Regions from separate parts of the Homo sapiens genome. Here region 2 is linked to region 1. The links are chromatin contacts, found by Hi-C or POLR2A ChIA-PET in ENCODE. All regions are on one chromosome and are shown on one strand. The core of a region is the stretch at or near the end of the contact, and the rest is flanking DNA. Distances in the headings are between cores, read along the strand shown.

What was found. A loop is a pair of places that touch in the nucleus more often than their neighbours do. ChIA-PET counts read pairs that join two places held with the same protein, here RNA polymerase II (POLR2A). Pooled maps may share reads with other maps.
Region 2: a loop to region 1 is called in a pooled map, with 3 times the contacts of the local background. The contact joins the promoter of ZNF768 here to the enhancer-like site in region 1. A Hi-C loop is called at or near these places in 1 of 50 pooled maps. POLR2A ChIA-PET finds 5 or more read pairs at or near these places in 3 of 52 experiments (SK-N-SH, WTC11 and activated T-cell).

What each region holds. Positions count from the first base shown.
Region 1 is chr16:29,643,775-29,650,127 of GRCh38, reverse strand. No RefSeq gene overlaps it. Among named protein-coding and RNA genes, the nearest start is that of SPN, 16 kb to the left of the region's middle. RefSeq lists enhancers at 4,086-4,380, 5,278-5,547. Within about 2 kb of position 4,312, at least 5 of the 41 ENCODE cell types and tissues checked have a DNase peak (open chromatin) inside an H3K27ac peak, as active enhancers do.
Region 2 is chr16:30,522,311-30,528,364 of GRCh38, reverse strand. It overlaps ZNF768 (zinc finger protein 768), which reads left to right and starts at 1,799. Exons shown (of 2, transcript NM_024671.4): 1 at 1,799-2,039; 2 at 2,314-4,361. The coding sequence starts at 1,952. The coding sequence ends at 3,848. It overlaps ITGAL (integrin subunit alpha L), which reads right to left. Exons shown (of 31, transcript NM_002209.3): 31 at 5,180-6,054. RefSeq lists enhancers at 414-713, 2,294-2,353 and silencers at 784-1,613, 1,704-2,023, 2,044-2,093.

The DNA.
Region 1 (6,353 bases), core at 3,063-5,562:
CGGCCTCCCAAACTGCTGGGATTACAGGCATGAGCCGTCACGCCTGGAAGAAATATCAACAACATTCAAAGAAACCCTGCAACATGAAAGGAAAGCACCAAGATAAACCAACCCCATCATCCATTCTGCCTCCTTCTTTCCTAAAAGTACCCCAGTTTGTTCAGGTGCCCACCAGCATACACATCCTGGGCACTGACCCCTTCCTTCTTCAGCTCCAGCAAAGTCTGACCAGTCTAAAGTAACCACTCCCCTTCTGCCCACGATTGCATTAGGAAAGGGTACATGCCCCAGTTCTAGCCACTAAGATAAAAGGAAGGGAGGCTTCTAAGAAAGGCTTCTTCCTTTTAATTAAAAGAGAACCCGGGGGCAGTAACTTCTGCCTCCCACAAGCCATGATTAAGGATACATCCTGTAACTCTGAGAGGAACTGGCCCCAGGATGGAAACATTGCAGGATTGCAGAGGAGGAATGGGAGGAAGAGCATGGGATCCCAAGGCATCGCAAATGCCTGATCAAGGGGCCCTGAATCCCAGCCACCCCCTTCTGTGAGCTTCCTGTAAGTCGGATGTTTAGTTATTTGTAGCCAAATGCATCCTAAGTACATTCAAAAAAATTTAAAAAAAAAAGAAAAAGAAAAGAAAAGTAATCCTGGAGGAAACAGAATTTACGTAAAGAAAAAGAGGCTGGGTGCGATCGCTCACGCCTGTAATCCCAGCACTTTGGGAGGCAGAGGCAGGTGGATCATGAGGTTAGGAGATGGAGTCCATTCTGGCTAACATGGTGAAACCCCATCTCTACTAAAAATACAAAAAAAATTAGCCGGGCGTGGTGGCGGGCGCCTGTAGTCCCAGCTACCAGGAGGCTGAGGCAGGAGAATGGCATGAACCCGAGAGGCGGAGCTTGCAGTGAGCTTGCAGTGAGATCGCGCCATTGCACTCCCGCCTGGGCGACAGAGCGAGATTCCGTCTTAAAAAAAAAAAGAAAAGAAAAGAAAAGAAAAGAAAAGAAAAAAAGAAAAAGAAAAAAAAAAATCTGGTATTTTTAAAGACATTTGAGAAAATGCTGCTTCAGGCCAGGCACGAGGCTCACCCCTGTAATCCCAGCACTTTGGGAGGCCAAAGCGGGAGGATCGCTTGAGACCAGGAGTTTGAAACCAGCCCTGGCAACATAGTGAGATCCTGTCTCTACAAAAAATTAAAAAATTAGCTGGGCGGGGCTGGGCACAGTAGCTCATGCCTGTAATCCCAGCACTTTGGGAGGCCGAGGCAGGTGGATCACCTGAGGTCAGGAGTTCGAGACCAGCCTGGCCAACATGGTGAAACCTCATCTCTACTAAAAACACAAAAATTATCCAGGTGTGGTGGCGGGTGCCTGTAATCCCAGCTACTCGAGGCTGAGGCAGGAGAATCGCTTAAACCCGGGAGGCAGAGGTTGCAGTGAGCCAAGATTGCGCCACTGCACTCCAGTCTGGGCGACAGAGTGAGACTCCATCTCAAAAAAAAAAAAAAAAAAAAAAAAAAAGAGCTGGGCGGGAGCCAGCTGGGCCCCAGCGAGTGCACGTTAGACCACGGCTCCAAGCTCTTCTTCCGGCGCCTCTGACCCGGGGGCCGCCTTTCCCCATCCCCACCGAAGTCCCTAATAAATGAAGGTGCTGCTTCCAAAAAAAAATTAGCTGGGCAGGGCGTGGTAGCACGTGCCTGTAATTTCAGCTGCTCTGGAGGCTGAGGTGGGAGGATCACTTGAGCCTGGGTATTTGAGGCTGCAGTGAGCTGTGCTCATGCCACTGCACTCTGGCCTGGGTGACAGAGCAAGACCCCATATTAAAAAAAAAAAAAAAGATGGGCCAGGCACGGTGGCTCACGCCTGTAATCCCAGCACTTTGGGAGGCAGAGGCAGGTGGATCATGAGATCAGAAGATCGAGTCCATTCTGGCTAACATGGTGAAACCCCGTCTCTACTAAAAATACAAAAAAATTAGCCAGGCGTGATGGCGGGCGCCTGTAGTCCCAGCTACTCGGGAGGCTGAGGCAGGAGAATGGCATGAACCCAGGAGGCGGAGCTTGCAGTGAGCCGAGATCGCGCCACTGCACTCCAGCCTGGGCGACAGAGCAAGACTCTTTCCCCAAAAAAAAAAAAAAAAAAAAAAAAAAGATATTGCTGGCCAGGTGCAGTGGCTCACACCTGTAATCCCAGCATTTTGGAGGCCGAGGTGGGCTGATCACCTGGGGTCAGGGGTTCGAACCAGCCTGGCCAACATGGTGAATCGCTGTCTCTACTAAAAATACAAAAATTAGCTGGGCACAGTGGCAGGTGCCTATAATCCCAGCTACTCGGGAGGCTGAGGCAGGAGAATCATTTGAGCCCGGGAGGCGGACGTTGCAGTTAAACCGAGATCCACTACTGCACTCCAGCTGGGCGACAGAGCAAGGCTCCATCTCAAAGAAAAAAAAAATTGCTACACTATGTTACAATAAAAACAGGGTGTTATAAAAAAGAAAGAGGCCAGGCACAGTGGCTCACGCCTGTAATCCCAGCACTTTGGGAGGCTGAGGCAGGTGGATCACCTAAGGACAGGAGTTCGAGACCAGCCTGACCAACAAGGTGAAACCCTGTCTCTACTAAAAATACAAAAAAAAATTTAGCCGGGTGTGGTGGCAGGCACCTGTAGTCCCAGCTATTCTGGGAGCTGAGGCAGGAGGATCGCTTGAACCCAGGAGGAGGAGGTTGCAGTGAGCCAAGATCACACCACTGCACTCCAGCCTGGGCGACAGAGTGAGACTCCATCTCAAATAAATAAATAAATAGAGCAAAGACTGAATTCTTAGAAATTAAAGCTATGATACTGAATTACTAAAAGCATTAGAATAAAGAAGCTGGGCACAGTAGCTCACTCCTGTAATTCCTGCAGTTTGGGAGGCCAAGGAGAATGGCTTGAGGCCAGAAGTTCAAGACCAGCCTGGGTAATATAGCAAGGCCTCATCTGTACAAACACAAACAGGAAGTGTTGTAATAAAAAGTTAATAAATTATCCCAGAAAACTGCCAGGTGTGGTGGATCATGCCTGTAATCCCAGCACTTTGGGAGACCAAGGCAGGCGGATCACCTGAGGTCAGGAGTTCGAGATCAGCCTGGCCAACGTAGCAAAACCCCATCTACTAAAAATACAAAAATTAGCCAGGTGTGGTGGCAGGCGTCTGTAATCCCAGCTACTTGGGAGGCTGAGGCAGGAAAATCGCTTGAACCCGGGAGGCGGAGGTTGCCATGAGCCAAGATTATGCCACTGCACTCCACCCTGGGTGACAGAGTGAGACTCTGTCTCAAGAATAAAAAATTTAAAAAATAAATAAAGCTGGGCGCGGTGGCTCACGCCTGTAATCCCAGCACTTTGGGAGGCCAAGGCAGGTGGATCACGAGGTCAGGAGTTTGAGACAGGAAGCTGAGGCAGGAGAATAGCTTGAACCCAGGAGGCAGAGGTTGCAGTGAGCCAAGATCGCTCCACTGCACTCCAGCCTGGGACAGAGTGAGACCCCATCTCAAAAATTGATTAATTAATTAATTATCCCAGAAAATAGAACTCCCAGAAGGTGTAGGGGTGGAGAAGAAAATATGAGAGAAAATATATGAGACTGCCGCTCTAACATAGAGATCCAATAAGTGGCGGCTTAAAGAAGAGACGTGTCGGCCGGGCGCAGTTGCTCACACCTGTAATCCCAGCACTTTGGGAGGCCAAGGTGGGTGGATCATGAGGTCAGTAGTGTGAGACCATCCTGGCCAACCCCGTCTCTACTAAAAATACAAAAATTAGCCAGGCATGGTGGCGCATGCCTGTAATCCCAGCTACTTGGGAGGCTGAAGCAGGAGAATCACTTGAACCCAGAAGGCAGAGGTTGCAGTGAGCCGAGATTGTGCCACAGCACTCCAGCCTGGGACAGAGTGAGACTCTATCTCAAAAAAAAAAAAGAAGAGACGTGTCTGCAAAAAACAAATAAATAAATAAACAAAAGAAGAGACATGTTCAAGTGAAATGGTGGTAGTTAGGGAGGCAGCTCTGCTTCTCTCATTGCTCAGGGACCAAGGGCCCTTCCTCATCACTTTTCTGCCATCGGTAGGGCACCGTTTGTCACCTGCACGTTTGAATCTGTTGTGGGGATCTCCAGCCAGCAGGAATGGAGAGTATGAAGCTGGCCTACTTCCTAAGGCCAAAGACCAGAAGTCACATACATCACCTCCTCACATTCTATTGGTGGAAACTTAGTCACATGACCATGCCTACTGCAAGGGAGGCTGGGACATGCAGTTCCACCATGTTCTTGGGGAAGAAGGGCTCATTGGATTTTGGATAATGAGTAGTCTTTGCCACAGAGACACAGCCAGGCAATCCAAGAGGCCCAAAAGCTAACCAATAGGAGTGCCAGGAAGAGAGAACCCAAGAAATGGAAGAAGGAGAATGATCAGAGATCATTCTCACTCTGATGAGAAACATGCGTCTTCAGGCTGAAAAGCCCACCTAGTGCCTGCCCAATGAAAGAAAACCCATGCCGGGCACACTGGAACCCCAAAAGTGTCATGTACGACTTAGCTATTTCCTAAGGAACAGGAAGCAGCTGGTGATTAGGTTAACATAAATGAAAGAAAGAAAAAAGTCCCAGGGTAAGAAAAAATTAATAGAATGAACACCACATTAGGCTCTGAACTTCCTGGGGCTGGCCCTGAAAGGGAAAATTTACATAAGTTCCTCCTTTTTGACTATAAGAACTAGTTCCTTAGAGAAGGTCAATATTTCGTGACACTCACTTCTAAAATTAATTTTCATATAAGAACATATCTTATGCCAGTTGATGTCATGGATATAATGGCTGATGGGCAACACACCACTCCTGAGAAAGGCTTGGGCACTGGAGTCAGACCAACCTGAAGGCAGCCACCACTCACTGTGTGCCCTTGGGAACATTTCTGAGTCTCAGTTTTCCTCACCTTTAAAATGGGCATAGTAAAAGGAAAAGAAGAGCCAGGCATGGTGGCACAGTAGTAGTCCAGTAATCCCAGCCAAGGAGGCCAAGGCAGGAGGAGTTTTGAGGCCATCCTGGGGACCATAGGGAGACCCTGTCTCTCTAGATTTAAAAAATATATTAAAAAGTAAAGAAAAATGGGCACAGAGTATTTATCTCACAACATTATTAATTTGTTCTTTAATTCCGCAAATATTTGTTGAACACCAACCATGTGTCCGGCATAGGATTGTGACAATTAATGAAATCAAGGGCCAGTCACCTGTCCTCTTGGAGGTAGCCTTCTCCGGAGTGAGACAGACTCTACATATGTAGGAAGCAGGCATCATGGAGAAACATCACGCAGGAAAGTGGGGGAAGGAAGTGCTCCTTTCTACAGGCTGATGTCTCTGAGAAGGGGACATCTGAGGGGAGACTTGAGGGAAGAGAGGGAGCAGCCATGAGATGTTCATGGGGAATCCCACGGACAAACAAAGCCAGTTCAAAGGCCCTAACCTGGGTCCTGCTTCGCGTGTTCTGGGAAGCCCAAGGAGGCCAGTATGGCTGGAGCAGAGTGCATGAAAAGCGAAGTCAAGAGGAAAGGGGGCCATAGGGCACGGCTTTAGGTCATTATTAGCACTTTCACTCTGAGTCAGTGTGGAGAGTTTAGAGAGCTTCAACTTTGTTTTGTTCTGTTTTCTAGAGACAGAGTTTTATTCTGTGGCCCAGACTGGAGTACACTGGTGCAATTATGGCTCACTGCGGCCTCCAACTTCTGGGCTGAAGCGACCCTCCCACCTTAGCCTCCTGAGTGGCTGGGACCACAGGTGTGTGCCATCATGCCCAGCTTTTTTTTTTTTTTTTTTTTTTTTTTTTGATACAGAGTCTTGCTCTGTCACCAGGCTGGAGGGTAGTGGCACGATCTTGGCTCACTGCAACCTCTGCCTCCCTGGTTCAAGCAATTCTCCTGCTTCAGCCTCCCAAGTAGCTGAGACTACAGGCACGTGCCACCATGCCCAGCTAATTTTTGTATTTTTAGTAGAGACGGGGTTTCACCATGTTGGCCAGGATTGTCTTGATCTCTTGACCTTGTGATCTGCCTGCCTCAGCCTCCCAAAGTGCTGGGATTACAGGCGTAAGCCACTGCGCCCTGCCGCTGATTTTTGTATTTTTTGTAGAGACAGGGTCTTGCTATGCTGCCCAGGTTGGTCTCAAACTCCTGGGCTCAAGTGATCACCAGGGTTTCTTGACAGATTGGATTTGGGGATGTGTGAGAGAGGATTGAGGACAACACCAAGGTTTTCGGCCACACCAACTGTAAGAATAGAATTGTTGTATTCTGATATGGGAAGGCTGCAGGAGGAG
Region 2 (6,054 bases), core at 550-3,049, 880 kb before region 1:
GGCCAGGCTGGTCTTGAACTCCTGACCTCGTGATCCACCTGCCTTGGCCTCCCAAAAGTGCTGGGATTACAGACATGAGCCAGTGCGCCCCACCTGTAAGCCTTTATTTAGATAGTTTCTCTCCACTTTTTACCACTTGGCATTCTTCAAGTTCTTGTTCTCACCTCTTTTCAGGAAGGAGAGGCCATCCTTCCTCCCAAACATTCTCTTCCCTTCATTTGTCTGGGTAGGCGACAAGAAAACACGATCCATGGCTCCTGCTCACACAGGGGCATCGGGCTCGTTAACTGTCAAGAACGCTGCCAAACTTGTTTCAGCACGAAGCGTAGAAAAAAAAGACAAGAACTGGATGATATTAAGTTGTCTGTCCAGGCTCACTTCCTCAATTCAAAGCTGCGCCCGAGGCAGTGTTTCTCAGGTTCCCTTCCTCTGCAAGACTCCATTCGAGTCAGACAAGACTGGAGAGTTGTTAGATGCCTCGAAGGCCAGATGGTTCTCTCAGTCCAATTCTCCTTTGTATCACCCTCACCTGGAAGGAATCCTGCCTCCCTGTGAGGAAATCTAACAACAGGGACTAAGGCTGCCAGGGATTGAGTTAAACTCAGGCGCTGGGGAAGGTGGAGGGGAGAGGCAAGGGGTGTGAGGCTGACGAGGAGGAAGGGTGTCTGTCCTCAGATCTTCTGGCTTTCATAAAACATAATGGAGGCTAAGTGGGGGCGGGAAAAGTTTTGATGGCACAGGCCGGGCTGGAGGGGAGATGCCTGGCACCTCCCTCCCACTACCTCCTGAAGGCGCTTCTGGCCGACAGGGGAGGCGGACCCGACCACAGCACTCCCGGCCAATCAGGAAGGCGCCTGGCGTTCCCTGGCGACCATTAACGCCCAGCCGTCCGCGGGGTTGGAGGAGGCGGGGCGGCTAGAGCACGAGCCCCATCGGCCAACCGCCGGGCTTCCTGGGGCGGAGAAGCTGTGCCTCTGGGAGCCGGGGCGGGGCTGTCTCCTTGGCAACTATCCTAGCCCTCGAGGAGGGAGGAGGGAGGAGGAGGATCAGGGGAGCCGAGCTGGGTGGGGGCCGGAGGAACGGGAGCGGGCGCGCGCAGGTGCCGGGGAGCGGAGTTCCTGGAGGGGGTCCCAGGCTCAAGGACCTCGGCGAGGCCAAGGGGAGTCCGTCCCGGTTCCCGAGGCGCTGCCGGAGCTGACCCGGAGGCCCGGGAGGGGAGGGAGCGAGACACCGCCCCCGCTGGCGCCGGGAAGCGTCGCTCCTTCTCGCTGACCTTGGTCTCGCTTGTCGCCTCGCCCTTGGCCACACGCACCGACGACGCGGGGCCCGGGAGATGGACAGACGGGCCTCTGGAGGGACGGAGACCTAGAACATAGGCACACACACTGCCCCGGTAGCCCCGCGGGCTCCGGGGCGTCCGGTCCTCACCCACCCCGTGGCCGGGCCCCTCCAGCCCAGGGTTAATGCCAACGAGTTTCCACCTCCAGCGGCTCCTAGAGAGGCCGCGGCGCGAGCCGGCGGGGGGACCTGGCCGCGGACGGACACTTCCTGTGCGGGGGAGGGTGGGGGGGTGCTGGGCGGCCGTTGGACAGTGCAGCCCAGCCCGGGGCCGGGGTCCAGAAGGTGGGGGCTCGGGCGGGAGCGGGGGCCGGGGGCCGCCGGGGTAGTCGCGAAGCCCCTCATCCCCGAGGCCGCGACGCGCGGGGGCCAGTGAGGGCCACGGGGAGGCCGAGACCTTGGGAGGGGGCGGGGCCGCGGGCAGGGGAGGGGCCCGGCGCGCTGGAGAGGCGCGGGGTCAAGACGTCCGGCCTCGGGGGCCCGGGCTGGGCCGCCGAGTCCCCTGGGCGGCGCTGAGCGGGCGGGAGGCGGGGGCCCGCGGCTCGGGGCAACCGAGGCCGGGTCGCGGGATCGGCCGCCATCGCCGCCGCCGCTGCACTGGGAGCCCGCGGGGATGGAGCGGGAGGCGTTGCCGTGGGGCCTCGAGCCCCAGGATGTGCAGAGTTCTGACGAAATGAGGAGCCCCGAAGGGTACCTCAGAGGTGAGGAGGGAGCGCCCGTCCGAGGAGTGGACTTGCGCGCAGGAGAAGGGGCTGTGGCTCCAGGGAGGGAGCGAGGGCCCGGGGCTGGGACACCTGGGACTCGAAGGAGGGGCCGGCGGGGACTGGGGTGTCTTGGGTCAGCTGAGGGGGGCGTGGGAATTTCAGCACTTGTCTAGGGGCCAGCGACCCTGCATGTGAGGTGGGAGGTGTGTGGTTGCTAATGGACCAAATGACCTTCCAGGTCTCACACGATCTGGATTCTCTCATCCTGCAGGCAACATGAGTGAGAATGAGGAAGAGGAAATTTCTCAGCAAGAAGGCAGTGGGGACTATGAAGTCGAAGAGATACCATTTGGGCTTGAACCCCAGAGCCCTGGGTTTGAGCCACAAAGCCCAGAGTTTGAACCCCAAAGCCCCAGATTTGAGCCTGAAAGCCCGGGGTTTGAGTCCCGAAGCCCTGGGCTTGTGCCCCCAAGCCCTGAGTTTGCACCCAGAAGCCCTGAATCAGATTCTCAGAGCCCTGAGTTTGAATCCCAGAGCCCTAGGTATGAACCCCAAAGCCCTGGCTATGAACCTCGGAGCCCCGGGTATGAACCCCGGAGCCCTGGCTATGAATCTGAGAGCTCTAGATATGAATCCCAGAACACTGAGCTCAAAACCCAAAGCCCAGAATTTGAAGCTCAAAGTTCCAAATTCCAGGAAGGTGCGGAGATGCTTCTGAACCCCGAGGAAAAGAGTCCTTTGAATATCTCCGTAGGAGTTCACCCCCTGGACTCCTTCACTCAGGGGTTTGGGGAGCAGCCCACAGGGGACCTGCCCATAGGGCCACCTTTTGAGATGCCCACAGGGGCCCTGCTGTCTACACCGCAGTTTGAGATGCTTCAGAATCCCCTGGGTCTCACAGGAGCCCTTCGAGGTCCAGGTCGGCGGGGTGGCCGGGCCAGGGGTGGGCAGGGCCCTCGGCCTAACATCTGTGGCATCTGCGGGAAGAGCTTCGGGCGGGGCTCCACCCTGATCCAGCACCAGCGCATCCACACCGGTGAGAAGCCCTACAAATGTGAGGTCTGCAGCAAGGCCTTCTCCCAGAGCTCTGACCTCATCAAACACCAGCGCACCCACACTGGCGAGCGGCCCTACAAATGTCCCCGTTGCGGCAAGGCCTTCGCCGACAGCTCTTACCTGCTTCGCCACCAGCGCACTCACTCTGGCCAGAAGCCCTACAAGTGCCCACATTGTGGCAAGGCCTTCGGCGACAGCTCCTACCTCCTGCGACACCAGCGCACCCACAGCCACGAGCGGCCCTACAGCTGCACCGAGTGCGGCAAGTGCTATAGCCAGAACTCGTCCCTGCGCAGCCATCAGAGGGTGCACACCGGTCAGAGGCCCTTCAGCTGTGGCATCTGCGGCAAGAGCTTCTCCCAGCGGTCGGCCCTTATCCCCCATGCCCGCAGCCACGCCCGGGAGAAGCCCTTCAAGTGCCCTGAGTGCGGCAAGCGCTTTGGCCAGAGCTCGGTGCTGGCCATCCACGCCCGCACCCACCTGCCAGGCCGCACCTACAGCTGCCCCGACTGCGGCAAGACCTTCAATCGCTCCTCCACTCTCATCCAGCACCAGCGCTCCCACACGGGCGAGCGGCCCTACAGGTGCGCCGTGTGCGGCAAGGGCTTCTGCCGCTCCTCCACGCTTCTGCAGCATCACCGGGTCCACAGTGGCGAGCGGCCTTACAAGTGCGATGACTGCGGAAAGGCCTTCTCCCAGAGCTCCGACCTCATCCGCCACCAGCGGACCCACGCGGCGGGCCGGCGCTGACCTGGGGCCCCAGCAGGGGTGGGAGGTGTGGGCAGAAGATAAGGGGCCAGGGAGCTAGAGGAACCTTTAGGGAGGATAGTGGAGAAGCCGCAGGAGAATGGAGGAGCTGAGGATGCTGGAAGAAGAGAACCAGGGTGGAGGAAGTGACATGCCCTGGAGACTTGTGGGAAGTGGGTTGGAGGGAGGCCAGGCCGGCAGCGGGAGGCCCTGGGAGAAATGGAGAGAGGTCAGCGGAGGGCTGGCCTCAGCCGCGGCTCCTTGGTGGGTGCCTGGCTTGGCAACTGCTAGAGCAGGGAGGGGGGAGGGCAGGGGATTACCTAATTAGAGTGGGTTAGCTTAGATTGGTAGCTGCTGAAACTCTCGTTGAGTCAGGAGCGGGTAAAAGGTAGGTGGGGTGGGGAGTGGGGCCCCGGGGTGGGGCCTGGGCCTCTGCGTGCAAACCCCAGCCTCCCTCTTCTTCCTCAGGCTTTGGAGCCCCTGAGTTTGAGTTCAATAAAAACTTTATGTGGTAAACGAGACTTGTCCTTAAAATGTGTGCGTGCACAGCGCCCTGGGAAGTGGGAGACACCAGTAGTAGCCTAGGGCCTTATCCGGGAAGTGCTTTGCTGTTGCTGCTGTTAGAAAGCGGGTCTTGCTGTGTTGCAGCAGGCCACCGCACCTGGCTGGAAGTGCTATTTGTTTCTTTTTTTTTTTTTCTTTTTTTTGAGACGGAGTCTTACGCTGTCACCCAGGCTGGAGTGCAATGGTGTGGTCTCGACTCACCGCAACCTCTGCCTCCTGGGTTCAAGTGATTCTCCTGCCTCAGCCTCCCAAGTATCTGGGATTACAGGCGCCCGACACCACACCTGGCTAATTTTCACCATGTTGGCCAGGCTGGTCTCGAACTCCTGACCTCACGTGATCTGCCTGCCTCAGCCTCCCAGAGTGCTGGGATTAGAGGTGTGAGCCACTGCGCCTGGCCTGTTTTTCTTTTTTTTTAATTTTGAAGGCAGTATCTTGCTCTGTGGCCCAGGCTGGATTGCAGTGATGCGACCATCGCTCACTGCAGCCTTGACCTCCTGTGCTCACGTGATCCTTCTGTCTCAGCCTCCTGAGTAGCTGGGACTACAGGTACGTGCAACCAGGCTCAAATAAGTTTTTATATTTTAATTTTTTGTAGAGACAGGGTTTGCTATGTTGCCCAGGTTGGTCTCAAACTCCTGGCCTCAAAGGATCCTCCTGCCTTGGGTTTCCAAAGTGCTGAGAATACAGTTGTGAGCCACAGAGCCCAGCCAGAAATGTTCACTTGAGTAGGGCTGCAATATTGCACCAGCACAAAACCACCACAAAACTGGACAGAATTTCACATTTATTGGATAAATACATGCAGGCACTGTGCTTGGCACTGGGGCTCCAAGTTAGCAGACGTGGTTCCCACCTTGAGCTCAGTCTTTCTGTGGGGGCCACTGCACAGGCGTGATGGGTCCTGGGAGAGGGTGTGGAGCTAGGGCAGGGCAGAGCCTGAGAAGACAGCCTCCAAGGGTGGGGATGTCACGGGCCCGTGCCCGCTTTTTATTTTTATTTTTTCCTTGAGACGGAGTCTCGCTGTGTTGCCCAGGCTGGAGTGCAATGGCGCAATCTTGGCTCACTGCAACCTCCACCTCCCAGGTTCAAGCAATTCTCCTACCTCAACCTCCTGAGTAGCTGGGACTACAGGTGTGTGCCACCACGCCTGGATTTTGTATTTTTAGTAGAGATGGGGTTTCGCCAGGCTGGCCTCTAACTCCTGACCTCAGGTGATCCACCCTCCTTGGCCTCCCAAAGTGCTGGGATTACAGGCGTGAACCACCGCGCCCAGCCCAGCCCCTCTTTTTCTGTATCTTCCCACTGGCTCTGTCATTAATTCAGTGAAATTATGTCAAGCACCTACTAGATGTCCCACGCCCTGACATATCATGAGGCATCATCCCAAGGTGAACAAGACAAGTATAGCCTTTACCCTCACAGTTCACTGAGAGATAGCTGCTAAGTACGTCAATCATTAAACAGGGAAAAAACATCCAGGCTGCCGGATGAAGAAACATGACGTGTGCTTTGAGGGAGTAGTGCAGGCTGGTGGAAGTGTGAAAGATGTGAGGACCCAACCAAGTGTGACGTGAGCTGGGATCTGCTGGTCAAGGAAGGAGGGGTGGCGAGATGGAAGGTTCAGGCAGAGGGAGCTGTCTGG